Regions from separate parts of the Homo sapiens genome. Here region 2 is linked to region 1. Evidence: read pairs that join two places in POLR2A ChIA-PET (ENCODE). Cell type or tissue: GM12878. All regions are shown on one strand. Links, peaks and the distances in the headings refer to the core of each region. The heading gives the core; the rest is flanking DNA.

Evidence for each region. ChIA-PET counts read pairs that join two places held together with the same protein. Peaks named below come from ENCODE experiments on the same cell type or tissue, not always from the same donor. Only the 100,000 strongest peaks of a DNase experiment are listed, where the experiment ranks them.
Region 2: POLR2A ChIA-PET joins it to region 1 with 6 read pairs; 1 of 35 experiments calls an interaction of 5 or more read pairs at or near these places.

The regions. Positions count from the first base shown.
Region 1 is chr3:14,424,287-14,429,115 of GRCh38, forward strand. The region is part of intron 2 of SLC6A6 (solute carrier family 6 member 6); the gene reads left to right. Among named protein-coding and RNA genes, the nearest start is that of SLC6A6, 24 kb to the left of the region's middle. RefSeq lists enhancers at 3,811-4,080, 4,121-4,180 and a silencer at 4,007-4,161. In GM12878, for the core only: a CTCF peak has its summit at 1,901; a DNase peak (open chromatin) is centred at 1,895; H3K4me3 peaks cover 355 bases; H3K27ac peaks cover 2,565 bases.
Region 2 is chr3:14,686,380-14,691,208 of GRCh38, forward strand. C3orf20 (chromosome 3 open reading frame 20) reads left to right here. Exons shown (of 17, transcript NM_032137.5): 5 at 3,618-3,737. Among named protein-coding and RNA genes, the nearest start is that of C3orf20, 14 kb to the left of the region's middle. RefSeq lists enhancers at 99-248, 2,422-2,481. In GM12878, for the core only: no CTCF peak of the experiment used is centred there; DNase peaks (open chromatin) are centred at 2,342 and 3,042; H3K4me3 peaks cover 1,197 bases; H3K27ac peaks cover 4,000 bases.

The DNA.
Region 1 (4,829 bases), core at 366-4,365:
AGATGCTACAAATCAGGACCCTGTCAGGGATGGGGAGGGCCTCTTGAAGGTGCTTTGGGCACGCAAAGTTAAAAAAAAAAAAAAGCTCCCTGAGGTCTTGAATATCAAAAATATGCCAGTTGGGCACCAGACAGTGAGGGCATTCCCAGTAGGGGAAACAGCCCGTGGAAAGGCCTGGTAGAGAGTGGAAGCCTGTAGAAGCCCTAAGGAGTGCAGCGTGGCTGGGGTGTCCTGCTCTGGGCAATGGGGAGGGGAGAGGAGCTGCCTGGGGTAGGGGGTGGGGTTGGGTCTGGCTCAGTGGCCTCGGATCTGTTCAGAGTGGTTGGTCTTGATTCACTCTGGGGAACCAGCCAGAAACAGGAATCCTTATTTCATGGTTCCAACTGCCCCTTAAAGGTAGTGCTTGTTGTTTTGACAACTGGCTCCTGAACAGACAAACCCTGCCTTCAACCAAACACCGCTGCAGGAGAATCACAGGCACGGCCACAAGTCTCCAGAGGAAACCCACTCTAACGAGGTGTCTAACCCAGTTTGCTGACTCACGTGGTTTTGGGAGCCCGTGAAGTGCATTGGGAGGGAGGGGACGGGGACACGGCGCTATTGAAGGAAGCTCGGTCGAAGCCGCCTGTTTGACACACAACACCGGCTGGAGAAACCGTTCAGCTGGTATTTTCCCAGTGTGGCAGATCTGGAGCCCAGGGGTGTTTGTTTCTGCCTCTCTCTGCACTTAGCTGGATGCTAAGAAGGGGCGGAGTCAAGGTCAAGTGTTGGTTGAACGAAGGCACGCCATGAAAGATGGCTAATCTTTCTTGGGCACAGAGTATCCTGTTTCTCCTGAGAGCAAATCCAATTGTGTATTCGAGGCACTTCCTTGTACCTTCCTTGTGTAATTCACGACGATGACCCATTTTACAGATGATGCAACTGAGCCCCCCAGGGGGAAGTGACATTCCTGAGGTCACCACTTGCAGCTGGGAAGGGGTGCAGTGTTAGGTTCCAACTAAAACATAGGTGATGCAGCATAGGCAAAGGGTGGAACTAGGCAAACCTTATTTGGGAAACAGAGTCCCGCAGGAGCTGCCTGCACTGGGAATACAGAGCCCAAGCAGCAGAGGCAGGGAGGGCCCCTCCTCTCCACACACATTGTCGGGAGGAATTATGTAGAACTCGGCCATCTGGGGGTCAGCAGGAACTGCTTGACCAAATAAATAGATGAGTCAATTAAAAAGGACGGATTTCTTGGCTATATATAGTTGTGGCCTAAATCTCAGGTATCCTTGCCCCCAAGGAGTAAAGGGAACCGTTTTCAGATGGCCCAGGCTGTACATGGGAGAATAAGCTGATTACACCCGGGGCTGCAGTGGGTGACACACTTTGCAGGAGTGAAAGGAAGCTCTAAGGAGGTGAGGGGTGGGTGGGGGACTCGGGGCAGGGAGGGTGGAAGGCAACAATTGCGTTTCCAAAAATGGTGTGGGTTGGGAGACTACCCATGGTCCTTCCCCTCATCAGTTTCATTGAGATTGGTCACACCCCTGGATATCAGCCACTTAATTTCTCTGGCCAGTCTGAATTTAAATGGCTAAACATTTCTTCCCTAGCCTGCGGGGTCAGTAGTTAGTAATCACGGCAGGTATGCATGACTCTCACCAATTATGAGTATAATTAAATGGGAAGATGCCTTGCAAGCATTGAGCACTGGGCCTCGCGCAGCCAGGGCTGTTAGCTGCTGCTCTTATGATTGAGGCCAGCTGCCACCCGGTCCGTGAAAATACTTTTGATCTGGGCTGATTCAAGAGACCTGGATTCTAATCCTTGAGTTAATTTGAAAAATAATTCCCCTGCCTCCTGCTGGTTTCAGTTTCCCCCTGTGTCAGGTTGAGGGGGAGAGACTTCCTGGTATCTAAGGTCACAGCCAGGCGGTGCCCCAGAGCGCAGTGGTTACCGATCCAGACTCCAGTCCACCACTTCCTGGCTGTGCAACCTCGGTCAAGTCGCTTATTGATTCTGAGCCGTAGTTCCTCATCTCCATTTGGGGTAAGTCCCCCCCCAGCCATCCCAAAGGGTGGCTGGTTAAGGATTGGGTAAAATACTGCGTCCACCTGCTGATCCCCAAACTGCACATGCAAGCCTGCAGCCCAGGGAGCTGGGATTGGCCACGAGGTTGGAGGATTTTGCATACATTTAAAGCATTTCGAGTGTGCTTTTAAGCCCCATTAGACTCTAAGATGCTACACAGTCTCGCTACTTTCGGACTAATTAGGAGAAAAGTAAGCAGCTGTAATCAGTGAAAAATGATTTAAGGAAAGAAAAAAATATTTAGCCTGATTAAAACATTTCTATTAGCTAGAATTATGTAAAGTGCCCGTCACAGTGCCAGACAGACAATGTCAGCTGCAGTTATTATTTCAGTTATACAAGAACAGGTGGAATTAGGAGAACCAAGGGTTGCTATGACAATAAGCCGGGACCCTCCTCATCCCTACCTGGGAGGAGGGCTGGCCCTGCCCTAGAGCTTCCTGCGGTCTTGGTGAGGAAGAAGAAACTTCTGGGCCGGCTTCCCAGGGGAAGGTGCACCTGAGGATGAGCAGGAATGTGTCCTTCAGGGCCTGGGAATGGCAGGGCCTCCCAGAAACGGCGTGGCGATGGGGGTTCTGTGATAAAGGAACCCCTCTCTGGCTTTAGTTCTGCTGCAGAGCGTTCTTATGTGGTGTACTTTCCTGGAAAACACAGCCTCCCAGCACCCTGCGCTGTGCTGGAAGGAGCATTGTGACCTCATGCTCAGGTACTCTGAGGCACAGAGACCCTGGGTGCTGGGTGTCTTCCGCACTCTCTGGCTGCTTCTGTGCCTCAGAGTAGAAGCCCTTTGGGAAGACCTAAGAGCCAACCACAATAATTGCAGCTGTCCTGAGTCCTGCTACAGGCAGGCAGCTCTTCCAGATTAGCCCCAGCATGAGTAGATGTTCCCCTTCACACCTGGAGTTTTAACGTACACTTCTCTGGGCACCTGGCCCTGTCCTGAGAAATTAACCTGGTGGGATCGCCATCCACCCTGTGAGGTCGATGCCATTATCAGCCATGTTTTACAGGTGAGGAAACCGAGGCACAGAGCATATGCTGCCCACGGTTGCAGAGCTGGGGTTTGAGCCCCATCAGCCTGGCTTCAGAGCTTCCTGGCTAGCCCCGCCTTCCTTCCCAGGCCTCTGTCTGCTTACTATATGTGAACTCTGGGCATCAAGTTGTTGGGCTGATCTGTCATTCAATAATGCCTAAAGGAGGGGTCCCCGGTGCCCAAGGACCTTCAGCCAGGAGCTGTGGGGTTTCAAAGCTGCCATGTTGAGGGGTCCCAGTGTCTGACTTCTGCAGTTGCAGCCATCCTGGGGGCCACCAGCAAGGTAACATTCCTCTCCTGAAGGTTTTCTCTCCAGCTGCCCAAGGTGTCCCAGGGGCCAGCAGGTGGAGAGAAGCTGCCTGGCCACCCTGCTCCAAGGAGCTGCCCTGCTCTTCCCTCCTGTGGGTTGTTGGGGTTGCTCTGCAGGTCCACAGCAAAGTCCTTTTCTACTCTCGAGTCCAGTTCCCAGCCCCTGTAACTTCCATCTCCCCAGCTTAGCAGGTGCCACCATCCCAAGGGCCAGAAGGGTACTCAGTACTTTGCATGGGGAACTGCAGGCCCTGATCTGGCCCTCGGCTCCTCCACTCTGCTTTCTGCCCTGAGATGCTCCCCTAACTGTATCCTAAGGGCTAGGGGAGGGAGGTGATGGCAGGTTTTCACATCTGTGCTCAGATCCCCAGGGACCCACCAACACAGGGGACCCACATTGCTCAGCAAGAATATTGATGGGGACCCCAGGATCCCCCAGTCACATGCACTGCAGAAGAGGAGGCTGGCCCCTGAGAGGCCTGGGAGAGAGACAGTTGGAATAGAAGGGAGGGGGCAGCTAGGAGGAGGCCCAGCTGTTAGGGTGACACCCTGAATCTCAGAAGCGGTTGGCCAGTGTTTGAGCCCTGGTCTTGGCCCTGTAAGATGATCTGTAAAGCACTCGGCGGGCATGGTGCCCAAGAGATGCTCAGCAGGGCCTCGGCTCAGAGCCCAGGCTGCCCATGAGTTGAGGAAGAATGCCGGTCAATTTTGTCATCATCCTGATAGCTTGAACTTTCTAAGTGCCTGCTGTATGCCAGGCACTGTTCTAAGCAGTCCATACATGTTTGGTTCTTTAATCTCTCAACAGCCTCACAACTTAGGTACTGTTATTACTCCCATTCTATATTTGAGGAACCTGAAGCAGAGACAGGTTTATTTATGGTGTACAACTTTCTCTCCTGGGGAGGGTGCCTTTGCTGAGAGAGGGGCCCTGTGTGCAGGTGTGTGGGAGGGACATTTGGGACCCTGCACCTCCAGGCTGCTGAGTCTCCTGAGAGCAGTTCTGAACCACAGTCCAGAGCAGGGCAAGCCTCACCTTGGTCAAGCAATGTCACCAGAGCCTCCGCTGGCCTTTCCTGCCATTGTTCCCTATGCCTGGGGAGGTGGTGTTTAAGGGACAGGTGTTTCTGCTGTTGGGGAAGTCCCACCTGCTGCCTCCACTGGAGAAAGTGACTCCTCTCTGCTGGGTGACAGTGAGGGGAGCCCCTAAGTCCCAGGCAATGTGCCTTGCAGCTCATTCCTGTCCTTAGAGACACTGCCTGGGGCCTGCTCAGCTGAACTGTGCCCCTCGCCTGCTGCAGAGACAAGGCCAGGCTTCTTTTTCCCTCTGCACCCCCCTACCCCCAGGAATCGGGGTTGGTCTCCAAGGCTTCTCCCCCCAGTCTCAAACATGCAGGCCTCACTCAGCTGC
Region 2 (4,829 bases), core at 387-4,386, 260 kb after region 1:
TTCCATTTTTAAATTTCAGAGGAACTCCATACTGTTTTCCATAATGGCAGCACCAATCTCCATTCCCACCAGCTGCATACAAGGGTTTCCTTTTCTCCACACTGTTGCCAGCACTTGTTAGCTTTTGTCATTTTGGTAATAGCCATTCTAACAGGTGTAACGTGGTATCTCATTGTGGTCTTGATTTGCATTTTTCTGATGATTACTGACATTGAGCTTTTTTGTCATATACCTATTGGCCATTTGTGTCTCTTCTTTTGAGAAATGGGTCCTTAATCCATTTTTAAATCAAGTTATTTGGTTTTTGCTCTGCAGTGTTTTATGTCTTAAGCTTGGTAAATACACAGGTGTTCATTTTGAATGCCTGAAAGTACTCACTGACAAGAGGTTTTATAGGAAGCGTAAAAAAATTCTATCTCCTAACTATTTGCTGTCACCTGTAGAGTCAGTCCCCATTTAGTCTCTCTCCCTGTCCACTGAGTCAGTAGCTTTGTCAGGCTCCCCTGATGGTCAGAGATTAAACATCTGCTAATACACACATACAGTGCAAATAAATTGCATAGAAAAATTGCAGATCTTGGGGAAAAAATGTAAGATTTCATGAAGTCAATGAAAGTGATGCTGGAGAGCTGCAGAATGCCCCTCCAATGCCCCTGATGCCTGATGCGGGGGAGCAGCACTAGCCGCCTGCCGCAGAAGGGAAAACCGAATACAGGATCATGACTCCATGGAGAGAAAATAAAAAGCAGTAAAGCTCTTCAATAATTTTGCAAAAGGAAAACATGAAGGGCCTTATGTTTTATTGCCATGATACAATCATTCAGGAAGAAAGAAACCATACTGCCTTGAAAAACCCAGCAGTCATTTTTATTTTCTTTGTAAGACTTAATGTGTTCTTAGAGTACCAACTAATTTTTTAAAATACAAGATAAAATGTTATTTTCATAAATTTTGGCTTCCTTTTCTAAGACAAAGTTGTGATAAAACACTCTTACCCACAGTGTTTACCATGAAATGAAGATCTCTGTTTTAGGGGAAGTTACACTGTGCCTGTTTTGTTTAGGATCAGCTAGGCTCTGAGACCACAGGTCCTCTAGTTGTGCTGTAATTATTTGTGCAGGTGGTGATCGCCAGACAGAGCTCTGCACCTTGCATTCTGTTTTGGGGCTTAAAGATCTCCCTCATTTGGGGGCACAGCTGCTAAGTAGTCTGTTGCACGTGCATGAGAGTCCCATGGCAGATGTCAGGGTAGCTCCAGCCCAACCCTCGGGCCTGACACCTGCCTGAGCCACTCCCACCTGAATACCATGTCTCCTCACTTTTAAAAGGAAAATGGTCCTCACCACTAACACTCCTTCTGATAAAGTGTTTCAGCATTCTTTCAGGATGAGGGAGGCACAGTGGCTTCTGGCATCCTCTGTGGGCTGCGATTCATCTAATGGAGGAGAATGGGAAGAGAGTTAAGCTGAGCTGGGGGCAGGGGGCCTTTTGGGTGATCTCTGCATCTTGCTGTCCTGCTGCACCAGCCGATTGCTGAGAGCGCCCCTCTCCATCACACTCCCTAGCAAGCATCCCTGTCTTGTTGGCACTTGCTGGTGCAGACGCTCCTCTCTTTAATTAAGCCTAGAGTTTCCAGACAAAAATCTAAGTAGCAAAACAAAAACGAAGGAGTGATCCATTTATTTTGGAAAAACACTCATTCATCCTAAAAGGACTTTACTTACATAGCACTCCTGGGGCATAAAAAAGAAGATTCAAACTCTGATGATTTGTTTTGCATGAATTATGTTTTTCGGGACCGTCCTCTTATGTGAGGTAGACCAAAGCTGTAACAGGTCTAGAGTTAACTTCTTTTAAAGTTGGGACCAGGCCGAGTGTGGCGGCTCATGACTGTAATCCCAGCACTTTGGGAGGCTGAGGCAGGAGGATTGCTTGAGGCCAGGAGTTCAAGACCAGCCTGGCCAACATGATGAAACCCTGTCTCTACTAAAAATACAAAAAAATTAGCCGGCCGTGATGGCACACATCTGTAGTCCCAGCTACTTGGGAGGCTGAGGCTGGAGAATCGCTTGAACCTGGGAAGCAGAGGTTGCAGTGAGCCGAGACTGTGCCACTGCACTCCAGCCTGGATGACAGAGTGAGACTGTCTCAAAAAAAAAAAAAAAAAGAAAAAAAAGAAAAGAAAAAGAAAAAAAGCTGTATCCAGAATATCCCCTGTGCTAAGTAGTCTTCCCTCCTGTCCTGATACCTACTAGCCCTGGCTTGTCACTGAAGAAAACCAGACTGCTCCTTTATTTTTAGTTGACGACAATATCATTAATAAAAATGCAAAAAAGAGGAAGCAATCCTGCCATCTTCATATAAGAGCTACTTTTCACCTTTGCAGTTTCCTTTGTGGTTCCTGTGCTCGTGTATGTATATATATATATTTAGAGTATTGCAATTTTTCTGTTTCTTAGTTTCTTTTACTTAACAGAGTACAGCTGTTTTCCAACATGGCTATATACTTTAAATAATTGTCATTTTGAGTGGGCATAGACTCCTTGTAATGTTCATGTTCCACATTTACCGAAATGCTTAGGTTTCCAGGCTTTTTGTTATTTGTATAATGTGCATTGTAATAGGCAACTTTATGCACCTGGCTTCTTATTTCTGTTGTATTTAGTTAACTTCACAGGGGAGGGATCATTGGAGCAGAGGTCTCAGTATATATATATAGCTCTTCTTCTGAAATCACACTTAATTTGGATTCTCTCTACACCAGCAGGGTTGATGGGTTTTATTCCTTCTTTACCATTACTGGCTATTGTTAGTTCTTTTCATTTCTACCAAGTTAGAAGGTCCTGAAAGTTGTCTTAATTTCAACTTCTGGATCACTAGCAGAGGTGATTACTTTTGTGTTTTATCATCCATTGTGGAATCTCTATAGTCTTTGTCCACTTAGGAGGTCAAATTTGCCATTTTCTTTTTGAATTTGAGTGAGCTGTGATGAGTGAATCACCTAAAATTTTCTAACAGTGGTTTCACGCCTAACCAGTGAAATGACTATATTTGGGGGAAGAATAAACAAATGATTTGGTGAGGTTTGTATAAGAATGAACAAGATTTTCCACTAGCCATAAGGGTGCTACATTTTAATTCTTAAGTGGTCAGATATCAAACGATTCTATAAAAGATGGTGTGATTCTGCAAGAGACTGATATATTATTGAAGAAGCATCTGATGTCTGTGGCTTAGATAAGGGGGAATAGATGGTTCTTAATTTCCTTCTTGCTGGCCCAAGGCTTATCCTCTTGACCTGGTGCAGCACTGATACCTGCCTTTGCCCTTGGAGTAATATCACTTTTCGTGCTTGCTTGCTGTTCCTTGTTCCGGTCCCCCTCTTGAGAGGGTTGGGGAGGAGAGGCACTGCAGAGGGGAACTGTAAAGATTTCCTCTAATTGCTCTGCCGGTGCATTGCAAAATCTTCTTCCAAGATCTAGGTGTTTTGTAACAATGCGGCACTTTACAGTATGTGACCCACCGTACTACTAGAACAAGAAATCCATGTTACATTTTTGGCTAATAAAATTAAAAGTAAACAGTTGAAAGAAGAATCTCTCTCTCTCCCACTCCAGAGTCCCTCGCAAACATGTCCGCCATTGGGGTGAACTCGCCTTACCAGCTGATCTACCACTCTTCCACAGCCTGTCTGAGCTTTTCTCTCTCTGCTGGAAAAGAAGCCAAGAAGAAAATAGGTAAAAATGGTTCCTCGTGGCCTACCATTCATTGGTGGTGGCGGTGGGGTGGGGGATAGGTTTCCGTCTACCCTGTGTAGGTTGGTGGGATGGTTTGATTTGGTCTTCTGATTAGAAGGATACATAGCGGCTCTGCCTGGAGATCCAGCAGCTGTCCACACAGATTTGCTCATGGAAAGGTTGTCACAGTCCAGCCCTATCACTGCATAGCACAGGCTCATCATTTCAGCTTGCTCATGCCCTACATTCCCAGCGATGTGGCGTCCCTCCTCTGGGACAACATCCCACCAAACCCATCTCTTCTATCCCTACAGTATCCCAAACTCACGCCTCTGCTCAGACAGCTCTGTCCAGTCACACAGCAAGTGGGGGAACTAGTATCTGAAGAGAGGTATTTGGATACCAAACCTGGTAGACCTCAGTTGCACTTCCCAAATTGGGCAAGTTTTTATGGGCAGGAAACAAAGACATAGGAGATACTCCTATTCTACTGAGGAAGACACACACAGGAGAGGCTTCAGGAAGAGAACAGGTGGCAGACAAAGACAACCAATGTGACAATACCTGCTCAGGAAGAAGCTCAGAGGAGAGACAGGCTGGGGCTGCAGACAACAGGACAAGGTCTGGCAGAACTCCCAGGCCCACCCTGCTAGCCATGACAGCTGGGTTGTGGGGACAGGGTAGGTAGGAGAGGACCACGTTCCTGAAGGTGGTGGGAGGGTGGATGGCAGGCAGGAATGCTCAGGCTGTCCAGATGACTCCCACAGACACTGGAGGTAAGGCTGGAAGCCAAGGAGCTTGGATTTCCTCCGTGCCCCAGCCCCTGGCTGGCTGTTTGACCCGCCTTCCTCAGCCCTCACCTCCATGTTGGTAAAAGGGGGATGGTCATCATGGGCGTGCCTTGTATTTCATCACTCACCATATCGAGCTGATCCTATACTCTTTCCGTTATTGAACAAATGGTTATTGAACACTTGCTAACTGTCAGTCTCTGTACCAAATGCTGGGGATACAGATGTGGACTTGTAAGACAGAAAATGCCTTGCTTAAAGGAGCTGACCTCCTCCTTCCGGGCACGGAGTAGCTTCAGCG